2 separate regions of the Homo sapiens genome follow, and region 1 is linked to region 2. A link is a loop called in an ENCODE intact Hi-C map of the cell type or tissue named here. Cell type or tissue: OCI-LY7. All regions are shown on one strand. Links, peaks and the distances in the headings refer to the core of each region. The heading gives the core; the rest is flanking DNA. Region 1 has its middle 12 kb from the start of SPNS3. Region 2 overlaps LOC105371498 (a long non-coding RNA gene).

Region 1 (5,373 bases), core at 70-5,069, 200 kb before region 2:
CACCTGTAATCCCAGCACTTTGGGAAGCCAAGGGAGGCAGGTCACAAGGTCAGAAGTTCGAGATCAGCCTGTCCAACATGGTGAAACCCCATCTCTACTAAAAATACAAAAACTAGCCGGGTGTGGTGGTGTGTGCCTGTAATCCCAGCTACCCTGGAGGCTGAGGCAGGGGGATTACTTGAACCCAGGAGGCGGAGGTTGCAGTGAGCCTAGATCGCGCCACTGCACTCCAGCCTGGGTGACAGAGCAAGACTCCGTCTTGCGGGGGGGAGGGTGGAAAAAGGTATACATCCCACTGCTTTTTCTTTTCTTATATTATTACTATGCAAGCGACACACTGCAGAAAAATTAATATACACAGATAAGACAGGGAGGCAGTACAGCAGAGAGGATGGGAGCACAGAGTTCAGAGCTACATGGGGCACTGACTTAGCTTCCTTGTGTCTCAGTTTCCTCGCGTAAAAAGTAAGTATAAGCTGGTCATGGTGGCTCACGCCTATAATCTCAGCACTTTGGGAGGCCGAGATGGGAAGATCACTTGAGCCCAGGAGTTTGAGACCAGCCTGGGCAACATGGGGAGGCCCCCTCTTTAAAAAACAAAATAAAAAATAAAAAATTAGCCAAATGTGATGTTGCACACCTGTAGTCCCAGCTACTCAGGAGGCTGAGGTGGGAGGATCGCTTGAGCCGAGGAGGGCAAGGCTGCAGCGAGCTATGACTGCAACACTGAACTCCAACCTGGGTGACAGAAAGAGTCCCTGTCTCTGCCTGCCCCCGCCAAAAAGTAAGCATAATGAGAATTTTTTTTTTTTTTGAGATGGAGTCTTGCTCTGTTGCCCATGCTGGAGTACAGTGGCACGATCTCAGCTCACTGCAACCTCCACCTCCCAGGTTCAAGTGATTCTCATGCCTCAGCCTCCTGAACAGCTGGGACTACAGGTGTGCACCACCAAGCCCAGCTAATTTTTGTATTTTTAGTAGAGATGGGGTTTCACCATATTGGCCAGGCTGATCTCGAACTTCTGACCTCGTAATCCACCTGCCTCGGCCTCCCACAGTGCTGGGATTCCAGGCGTGAACCACCGCACCCAGCCAGCATAATGATCATCGCCAATTAACAGGCACTCAGCACATGGTATGTGCTCTGTTAGTGTTTGCTATTGTTATTACTGGCATGTAATGATAGAAAAAAGAAATAAAGGAAAAAAGTTTACCTATAGTTCTATGAGCCTGAGATAAGTACACTGTTAAGCCTTTGAGATATAGCCTTCCACACTTTCACTATATGAACATACTTTATAAATATGGCCAGTTCCACAATGTGGTCTAAAATATGATCATAACTCTAATTTTCCCAATTAATTGTTCATGCTTGTGTATGCCTTATTATTATTGTTATTATTTTAGACGGAGTCTCGCTCTGTCTCCCAGGCTGGCGTGCAATGTCGCAATCTTGCCCCATTGCAACCTCTACCTCCCAGGTTCAAGCAATTCTCCTGCTTCAGCCTCCGAAGTAGCTGGGACTACAGGCATGTGCCACCATGCCCGGCTAATTTTTGTATTTTTAGTAGAGGCGTGGTTTAGTAGAGGCTGGTCTCGAACTCCTGACCTCGTGTTTCACCCTCCTTGGCCTCCCAAAGTGCTGGGATTACAGGTGTGAGCCACCACGCCGGGCCTGTGTATGCCTTATTAAAAAGAAATCCAGGGCCAGGTGTGGTGGCTCACGCCTGTAATCCCAGCGTTTTGAGAGGTCGAGGCAGGTGGATCGCTTGAGCCCAGGAGATGGAGGCTGCAGTGAGCTGTGATGACTGCTACTGCACTCCAGCCTGGTTGATAGAGTGAGACCCTGTCTCAAAAAAACAAAAACCATTCAGGATCTTGAGACCACCCTGTATCACCCAGAAACTTTTGAGAGCCTACACCATGCGGGGCATAGGTCATGACTGCTATTTCCCATCATGACCACATGGTGTCGCCATTGAAACCTGGTTGTAACCAGTCCCCAGGACTTGGTGGTAACGATGCTTTTTGAAATCGTGCTAACCTCAGCGAGAAGGGTTCTAGGCTTGAGATGTCAAGCTTGCTGTTCTCAGGGTTCAGTGGCTGTATTTCCTGCACACTTTCCACCATCTAGGGTGACTCCTAGCTCCAGGAGGCCTGGGTTAGGACAGCTTCTGACATCTGCCACCTTCTAGATCTAGAACCTAAAATTTTCCCTTCCTCTTTGGGAATCCATACCAGGAGCTCGTTTCAGCCCTGCAAGCATCAAGGCTGAGAGGTGGTTAGCCATCTGCGAAGACATGGTCTGCTTATCCCGTGGCCACTTTCTTTTTTTTTTTTTTTTTCGAGACGAAGTCTTGCTCTTGTCTCCCCAGGCTGGAGTGCAGTGGCACAATCTCGGCTCACTGCAACCTCTGCCTCCTGGGTTCAAGCGATTCTCTTGCCTCAGCCTCCCGAGTAGCTGAGATTACTGGCGCCTGCCACCACGTCTGGCTAATTTTTGTATTTTTAGTAGAGACAGGGTTTCACCATGTTGGCCAGGCTGGTCTCAAACTCCTGACCTCAAGTGATCCGCCCGCCTCAGCCTCCTAAAGTGCTGGGATTATAGGCATGAGCCACTGCGCCCGGCTACCCTGTGGCCCCTTTCTTTCCCATTCTTCCTCAGAGACAGAGGCAGACTTCCCTGGCACCCACCTTCCCAGCTTCTCCTGCAGACGTGGCACCGACATGTGACTCAACCTGGCCAGTGGGCTGTGAGGGAGCACCAGCAGGGGAATTTCTAGGGCAGATTTTCCTCCCTAATAAATACACATGAACACATTTCAGGATGAATCTCCTACCTTCTTATATGTGAGACGACAAGCCTCAAGATGGAGACTGTGGTAGCCAGCCTGCAAGAAGATCTCGTGGCAGGGCGTGGTGGCTCAGGCTGGTAATCCCAGCACTTTGGGAGGCTGAAACGGGTGTATCACCTGAGGTCAGGTGTTCGAGACCAGCCTGGCCAACATGGAGAAACCCTGTCTCTACTAAAAATACAAAAATTAGCCGGGCGTGGTGGCAAGTGCCTGTAATCCCAGCTACTTCTGGGAGGCTGAGGCAGGAGAATTGCTTGAACCTGGGAGGCAGAGGTTGCAGTGAGCTGAGATTGCACCACTGCATTCCAGCTTGGGCGACAAGAGCAAAACGACATCTCAAAAACAAAGCAAAACAAAAAAAAAATTGGCTTGAATAAAATACATAAATCTTCTTTTTTTAAAAAAGATCTCCCGCAAGCTTTCCCTCCTGGTATTCATGCCCTTCCACATGGAGGGGCAGCAGAGAGTATGGGAACACAGAGCATAGACTGGCCTGTGTGGCCAATGGAATGCAGCTGAGTACAGACCTAGGAGTCCAGGTCAGGAAAGATGCAGGCCAGACGCAGTGGCTCACGCCTGTAATCCCAGCACTTTGAGAGGCCGAGGCAGCTGGATCACCTGAGGTCAGGAGTTCAAGACCAGCCTGGCCAACATGGTAAAACGCTGTCTCTACTAAAAATACAAAAACTAGCTGGGCGTCGTGGCATGCGCCTGTAATCCCAGTGACTCAGGAGGCTGAGGTGGGAGAATCGCTTGAACCCAAGAGATGGAGGTTGCAGCGAGTGGAGATTGTGCCAGTGCACTACGTCCTGGGTGACAGAGCAAGACTCTGTCTCAAAAAAAAAAAAAAAAAAAAAAAAGATGTTGCAGTTTCTGCCTTGGTCCCTAATGTATTGTTCCCCCTGCAGGAAACTAGCCACCATACCGTGAGGATGCTCAAGCAGTCCTGTGGAGGGACCCATCTAGACAGGAGCCAACAGGCAGCACCAACTTGCCTGCCACGTGAGTGAGGCCCCTTGGAAACAGAGCTCCCAGCCCCAGTTAAGACTTTAGGGGACTGCAGCCCTTCACGGCAACAAGAGACCCTGAGCCATAGTCCTGCATCTCAGCTGCTCCCAAATTCCTGACCACTGAAAAATGCAAGAGATAAATGACTACTGTTGTTTAAAGCCATGAGTTCTGGGGGGATTTGTTTTATAGCAATTAATTAAGTAATCAAAGGCCAACACTATAAAGATTTCAGGGGGGAAAGATGAAAAACACTGAGTTTTTTATGATGTCATGGAGCCACTGAGTTAATCAACCCTGAAACTGCCTACTTCTTGATTTGCAGTGCAAGAGAACGAATGAATGTCCTGGTTTGGCTGCTGTTACTTCTGCTGTTACTTGCGGACAAAAGCATCCTTATTGATTCATCACATAAAAGATGACTCCCTGGGGATTTCTGAAGAGTGATTCCTGGCCGGGCTCGGTGGCTCATGCCTATAATCCCAGCACTTTGGGAGGCCGAGGTGGGTGGATTACAAGGTCAGGAGATCTAGACCATCCTGGCTAACACAGTGAAACCCCGTCTCTACTAAAAATACAAAAAATTAGCTGGGTGTGGTGGCAGGTGCCTGTAGTCCCAGCTACTCAGGAGGCTGAGGCAGGAGAATGGCGTGAACCCGGGAGGTGGAGCTTGCAATGAGCCGAGACTGCACCACTGCACTCCAGCCTGGGTGACACAGGGAGACTCCATTTCAAAAAAAAAAAAAAGTGATTCCTGAGTGACTTCCTGTGACCTTCTTTTTTTTTTTTTTTTTGATTAAGGGTCTTGCTCTGTCACTGAGGCTGGAGTACAGTGATGCAATCACAGCTCGCTACAGCCTCAACCTCCTTGGCTCAAGCAATCCTGCAATCCTCCTGCCTCAACCTCCTGAGTAGCTGGGACTACAGGCACACCACCACCATGCCTGTCTAATTTTTTTTTTTTTTTTTGCAGCGATGGGGGCCTGTTGCCCAGGCTGGTCTCAAACTCCTGGGTTCAAACAATCCTCTCACCTTGGCCTCCCAAACTGTTGGAATTACAGGTGTGAACCACTGTGCCCAGCCTGTCACCTCCTATTCTGTGAGGCTGGACATTTCTTTTGTTAAAAAAAGGACATAAATTTAAACTCTGATGGGAGCCACTCTGGAAGGGTCTCCACTAAAAATCATCTCAAATGAGCTTTTTTTTTTTTTTTTTGAGATGGAGTTTTGCTCTTGTTGCCCAGGCTGGAGTGCAGTGGTGCGATCTTGGCTCACTGCAACCTCTGCCTACTGGGTTCAAGGGATTCTCCTGCCTCAGTCACCCAAGTAGCTGGGATTACAGGCACCACCACCATGCCCGGCTAATTTTTTTGTATTTTTAGTAGAGACGGGGTTTCACCATGTTGGCCAGGCTGGTCTCTATCTCCTGACCTCAGGTGATCTGCCCGCCCTGGCCTCCCAAAGTGCTGGGATTACAGGTGTGAGCCACCACGCCTGGCCCCCAATAAGC
Region 2 (5,373 bases), core at 217-5,216:
GTGGGCATTTAGTTGGGCCTCTCAATCTGGAGACTCACATCTTTCAATTTTGTGAAGTGGTATTATTTTTACTCTCACTCTCTCTCCTCTATTTTCTCTTTATAGAATTTCTATTAGCTGGAAATTGGACTTCCTAGAGTGGTCCTCATTCTTATATTTTTTCAATTATTATTATTTTTAAATCTCTGTTTATTTTTGTTCTACTTTATCTTCCACCAAACTTGCTTTTAAATATTTTATTCTTACTCTTCTTTTGAACAATTTCCAAAATTTCATTTTTGTTTTTTCATTAATTCCTTTAAAAGTAACATCCAAAATAGAGAATAAAGCATCTAACTCTTGTTTAATGGATATAACATCTTACTTTACTTTTCTGAAGAAATTATCAGATTTTTTTTTCATTTTTTTTCTACTCCTTCCATCGTCTCTGCTTTCTCCAAATTCCTTTATCCTATTTGTCTGGATCCGTCTCTTCCAAGCTGGAGGCTGTCTTTAAACATTAGGTGATCCTGGGCTGCCTGTTCTTGTCTAAGTGTGACTCACTAAACACAGGAGTGGGAACTCTGAGTGAGTGGGTGAGGCTTGTCCATAGAAGGACTTACAACAAGGTCATTGGATAGCAAACTGGCTTCTTTCTTTTCTTTTTCTTTCTTTCTTTCCTTCCTTCTTTCTTCTTTCTTTTCTTTCTCTCTTTCTCCTTCCTTCCTTCTTTCTTTCTTTCATTCTTTCTTTCTTTCTTTTTATGGGATTTTGCTCTTGTTGCCCAGGCTGGAATGCAATGGTGCAATCTCGGCTCACTGCAACCTCTGCCTCCCCGGTTGAAGTGATTCTCCTGCCTCAGCCTCCTGAGTAGCTGGGATTACAAGCAGGTGCCACCAGGCCTGGCTAATTTTGGTTCTTTTTTTTTTTTTTTTGGTAGAAATGGGGCTTCACCATGTTGGTAAAGCTGGTTGGTAAAGCTGACCTCAGGTGATCCACCTGCCTTGGCCTCCCAAAGTGCTGGGATTACAGGGGTGAGCCACTGCGCCCAGCCCAAACTGGCTTTCAAATTGGGGCAGGACTCCAAGATGTCAGAATGTGGAGGTCTTTTCTCTGGAGCCATTCAGTTATCCAGAGACAATGTGTCAAATCTCCTACTGGCAGTGGGGGTGGGGAGGCAAGCAATGGGTGTAGGAGAGAGCTGGGGTGCACCTGCTGTAGGAGGAGGAAGGGGGTCCATCCTCCCCCTATACAGGCCACGTAGCCCCCCTGTTTTTAGTCCCATGCCTCATGTCCACCTTCTGTAGATTTGGATCTCCCCGTCCTCAGCACCTAGAGTTCTACAAGACCACCCCGCTTCTGCTTATTAGTTTCCTCATCTGCAGGGAGCCAGGTAGTGATCCCCAGCTCTGCCATGTCAGCTCCTGCTCCTCTCCCTTTTCCAGATATTTGTGGGACTCTCTCATCCATGTTCATCTCTTCCCTCATTTTATCTCCTTATGAGTTTATATATTCTTGATTCCTTTATTGCCATTTCAGTGGAGTTTTGGAAGGGGGAAGTGAGCAATCTGCCATGCTTACTCAGAAGTGGGCTGCACTTTAAAAACAAAGTTGGCTGCATTGCTCAAAGATGAGGGAGGGTTTAGGAAAACCAATTCGTGTGCAAGACATGCTTTCTCATGCATATATGTACGCAGGCCTTACATGATGAAACTCCTGTGAGAGGGGCCAGCCTGTGAAATTCCCAGATAGTGAACATAAGCCCCACCTCACTGAATTGCTATGAGGACTAAATGAGCTAACACAAGTAAAATGCTTAGCACAGGGCCTGGCATTTGAATTCTCAAGGGATAGCAGTGATGATTATTCGGATAGTTTTGGGATGAACTTGACTAAGGGCTCTGGGGATTTAGGGGAACTTCTCTCTGTCCTCTTCTGTGGCCTGGAGGAGGAAGCACCTTCTGCAGGCTTCTCCTGGGAACCCCACCAGCTTGTGGATCTCAGAGCTCTTTGGAGTTTGAGAAGGCAATGGGGAAATCCCTCTGGTCTTGGCCACTCTGACACTGCATAATTGGCATAAATGGGGCATCCCAGCTCAGCCTGGAATGTTCTCGTTTCTTGGCATGAACCTGTCTTTTTGCAAACACAGTCACTTTGCGTCTGTCCCATCAGCCGTCTTCCAAAGGTTTCTTCTACCCAGTCCCGCCATACACATCGTTTTCAATATTAAAGTCACTCTTTAATTTGTAACAAAGAGATATGGGTTCTAGTTCTGTCTTTGCCACCAATTGCCTAGAAATAGCTCAAACTTGGGATCTAGATTTGATCTGCCCGGTTTGAATCCCGACTTTGCATCTGCCATCGATGAGCCGTGCGTGTCCCACGGGCAAACACTCAGTCCTCTATGGGCCTTGGTTTAATGAAGATAATAATAGTTCCTAACTCATAGAGCTATCATGGGGCTGAAAGAAATAATCCATGTAAAGCGCCCAGCCTGGTACTCAGAGTTCAGATAAAGCTGGCTGTAAGGATTACTATCTTTCCCAATTTAAACTCTCCCGCAAACTTCGTAGCTCCAGGCACAACTGGAGGTGAGGACTCAGGCATATAAAGCTTTTCCAGGGGCTGAGGCAGAGGAAATGTGATCTCCTGGATTTTGTTTGTAGCTTCTACTAGACCACATAGCAACCGAGCAACATAGCAACGAACGAAAGCAATTCCATTTAATTCCAAGTCAAGCAACTTACTTTTTCAAAAGTATGTCATTCCTACTTGAAAAAACCAATCTTCCTGAGTAGTCATCATGTCATAGAGACAAACACTTTATGGTAAAAATGCGATTTGATTTTGTTTCTGCTCAAACAGGTTCTCATCACAATCTTTTGTTTGTTTGTTTGTTTGTTTGTTTTTTGAGACGGAGTATTGCTCTTGTTGCCCAGGCTGGAGTGCAGTGGCGCGATCTCCGCTCACTGCAACCTCCGCCTCTGGGGTTCAAGCAATTCTCCTGCCTCAGTCTCCCCAGTAGCTGGGATTACAGGCATGCGCCACCAAGCCCGGCTAATTTTTTTGTATTTTTAGCAGAGACGGTGTTTCACCACGTTGGTCAGGCTGGTCTCAAACTCCCAACCTCAGGTGATCCTCCCGCCTCGGCCTCCCAGGGTGCTGAGATTACAGGTGTGAGCCACCGCGCCCGGTGCTCATCACAAATTTTAAAACTGTTCACAAATGTTTTCCTCTGCTCTTCCGAGCCTACTGTTTTATAAACGAGTTACTATACTGCCCTCTCGTGGAACATAATGATTTCTGTGAGTCTAAGTCCGCTTGGATTTTTTTTTTTTTTCTTTTTGAGATGGAGTCTCACTCTGTCACCCAGGCTGGAGTGCAGTGGCACGATCTCAGCTCACTGCAACCTCCACCTCCCGGGTTCAAGTGATTCTCCTGCCTCAGCCTCCTGAGTAGCTGGGATTACAGGCACCTGCCACCATGCCCAGCTAATTTATGTATTTTTAGTAGAGATGGGGTTTCACCATGTTGACCAGGCTGGTCTTGAACTGCTAGCCTCAAGTGATCCACCCGCCTCGGCATCCCAAAGTGCTGGGATTACAGGCATGAGTCACTGCGCCCAGCCATCCTTGCTTAGATTTGAAATAGGACTCCCATTTATAATTTATCATTCATAGTATTAGGCTCATCGGAAAGTATGCTTTATCCACATATTTCACAAAACTCTTTTAAAAATTAATTATGATTTCATTTTCAGTTGTTCGAACTTGGATACTTTATGTTCACTGATTCTGTCTTCCTACAGCGATTCTAGCTGATGGGTATGTCAATTCTGCTCCTCGAGCTTCCTCTGGGTTCAGAGGGCTACTCATAAATTAGTCCACAGCAATTCAGGCATAGTGGGGACAGCAGGCCACAGGCCAATTGTTCTGCAGGGGTTGCGGTTAGAACTCAAGGAAACTGCCTGAAAGCCTCCTTTGTGCCAGCTCCTGTCCAGCCTCACCCTAGCTGGAGGTGCTGATGATCCTAAAGAGGATCACAACATGCCACCCCCAAAATATGCTACCTCGGCAAAAGAATAATTTGAGCTATAGACAATGAAGAAACAACAGATGCAGTAAAAGTTCTCTGTCCTCCCTTATCTGCCTAAATGCAGGACCTAAATTTTGCTTTGAGGAAGATGCCCCTCTGTACCCAGAAGAAAGAGAGTGACTCTTATCACCAGTGACAGGAGTTGCATTGAGAAGAGTCTACATAAACAAACAAATGGAAGAGAGATAACTGTTCTCGTCCATTAATTTCTCCCATATATTCCTAAACACTTTCTTACAGTTTATTACCCCGGAAGCCCAAACATTCTTTTCTTTATTCAGTCACTTCTCTATAACCTATCACCCTTTGCTCAAATAGTATATAATTTCTCAAGTCTAAACACTTATTGGAGTTTTCTACTTCTTTTTGTGAAGCTCCTGTACCCATAAAACATTAACATCCGTAAAATTTGTATCCTTTTTCTCTTGTTAATCTGTGTTCTGTCAGTTTAATTTGCAGGTCCCCAGCAATAGAACATAAGAGAATATGGGATAAAGGTTTCCTCCCCTCTAATCCCAGGTGTGGAGTTGGTCGGCGGAGGGGCAGGAGGAGGGTCAGCAGCCTTCATGCCCCTTTCCAGGAGAGCTTCTTGCAGTTGGTTCGGCTCTTGAAAGTTACTCACCTGCTTCAGCAACTGCAGCTGCTGTACCCGACAAATGGCAAAAGACAAGACACCAACCACACGAGATCCCAGTGCGCACATTACCTGCCTCATCTTGACTTTCAGGTGGCTTTATGTGCCTATGCAGTGTTGCAATGTTAATCCTCAAGGGTGAAATCCAAGCTGGTTTATCCGCAGAGCTACCAGGGCCAGTGGTGATGGTGAGCAACGAGGCACCAAATTTCTTCTCCTAAAATACAGAGGATCTGTTCAACACACTCGCAGTCACAGCACAAAAAGCTATTCTGTATTAGGTCAGCAAAGGAAACCAGTCCAAGTGCAAAGGCAATTTTAGATCTATGTCCTGTTTCCTGTGGAAACGCGAAACTAAAGGGAAGCTCACTGGTAGGACAGAGCGAGCACCCGTGAAGGTGCAGCCTTTTTTAAACTTAAGTTCTGATTCAGCGGCGGGTCCTGCGAATCCATCCTTTAACAAGCATCCCCTGCGGGAGGGGCTCTGATGCAGAGTGTAGGAGGGCTGCCTGTATTCCGAGAAACACTGGATGGTGTCTGCCACGATTCAATAGCAGACATTATTACAGTTATTGGGAGACAACAGGCTGTGCCAAATAGTAAAATAAGAATAAATATATTTACATTTCCCAGGGTTTGGCCCAATCAGACTGCTTGGCTCACAT

The links. A loop is a pair of places that touch in the nucleus more often than their neighbours do. Peaks named below come from ENCODE experiments on the same cell type or tissue, not always from the same donor. Only the 100,000 strongest peaks of a DNase experiment are listed, where the experiment ranks them.
Region 1: a loop joins it to region 2, with 12 times the contacts of the local background. A loop is called at or near these places in 74 of 110 quality-filtered maps.

Annotation. Positions count from the first base shown.
Region 1 is chr17:4,418,820-4,424,192 of GRCh38, forward strand. No RefSeq gene overlaps it. Among named protein-coding and RNA genes, the nearest start is that of SPNS3, 12 kb to the right of the region's middle. RefSeq lists a silencer at 1,871-2,070. In OCI-LY7, for the core only: CTCF peaks have their summits at 1,976 (motif pointing right) and 2,177; DNase peaks (open chromatin) are centred at 2,002, 3,812, 4,202 and 4,642; H3K4me3 peaks cover 307 bases; H3K27ac peaks cover 2,022 bases.
Region 2 is chr17:4,622,883-4,628,255 of GRCh38, forward strand. LOC105371498 (a long non-coding RNA gene) reads right to left here. Exons shown (of 3, transcript XR_001752766.3): 2 at 4,781-4,925. Among named protein-coding and RNA genes, the nearest start is that of LINC01996, 15 kb to the left of the region's middle. In OCI-LY7, for the core only: CTCF peaks have their summits at 3,254 (motif pointing left) and 3,482; a DNase peak (open chromatin) is centred at 3,259.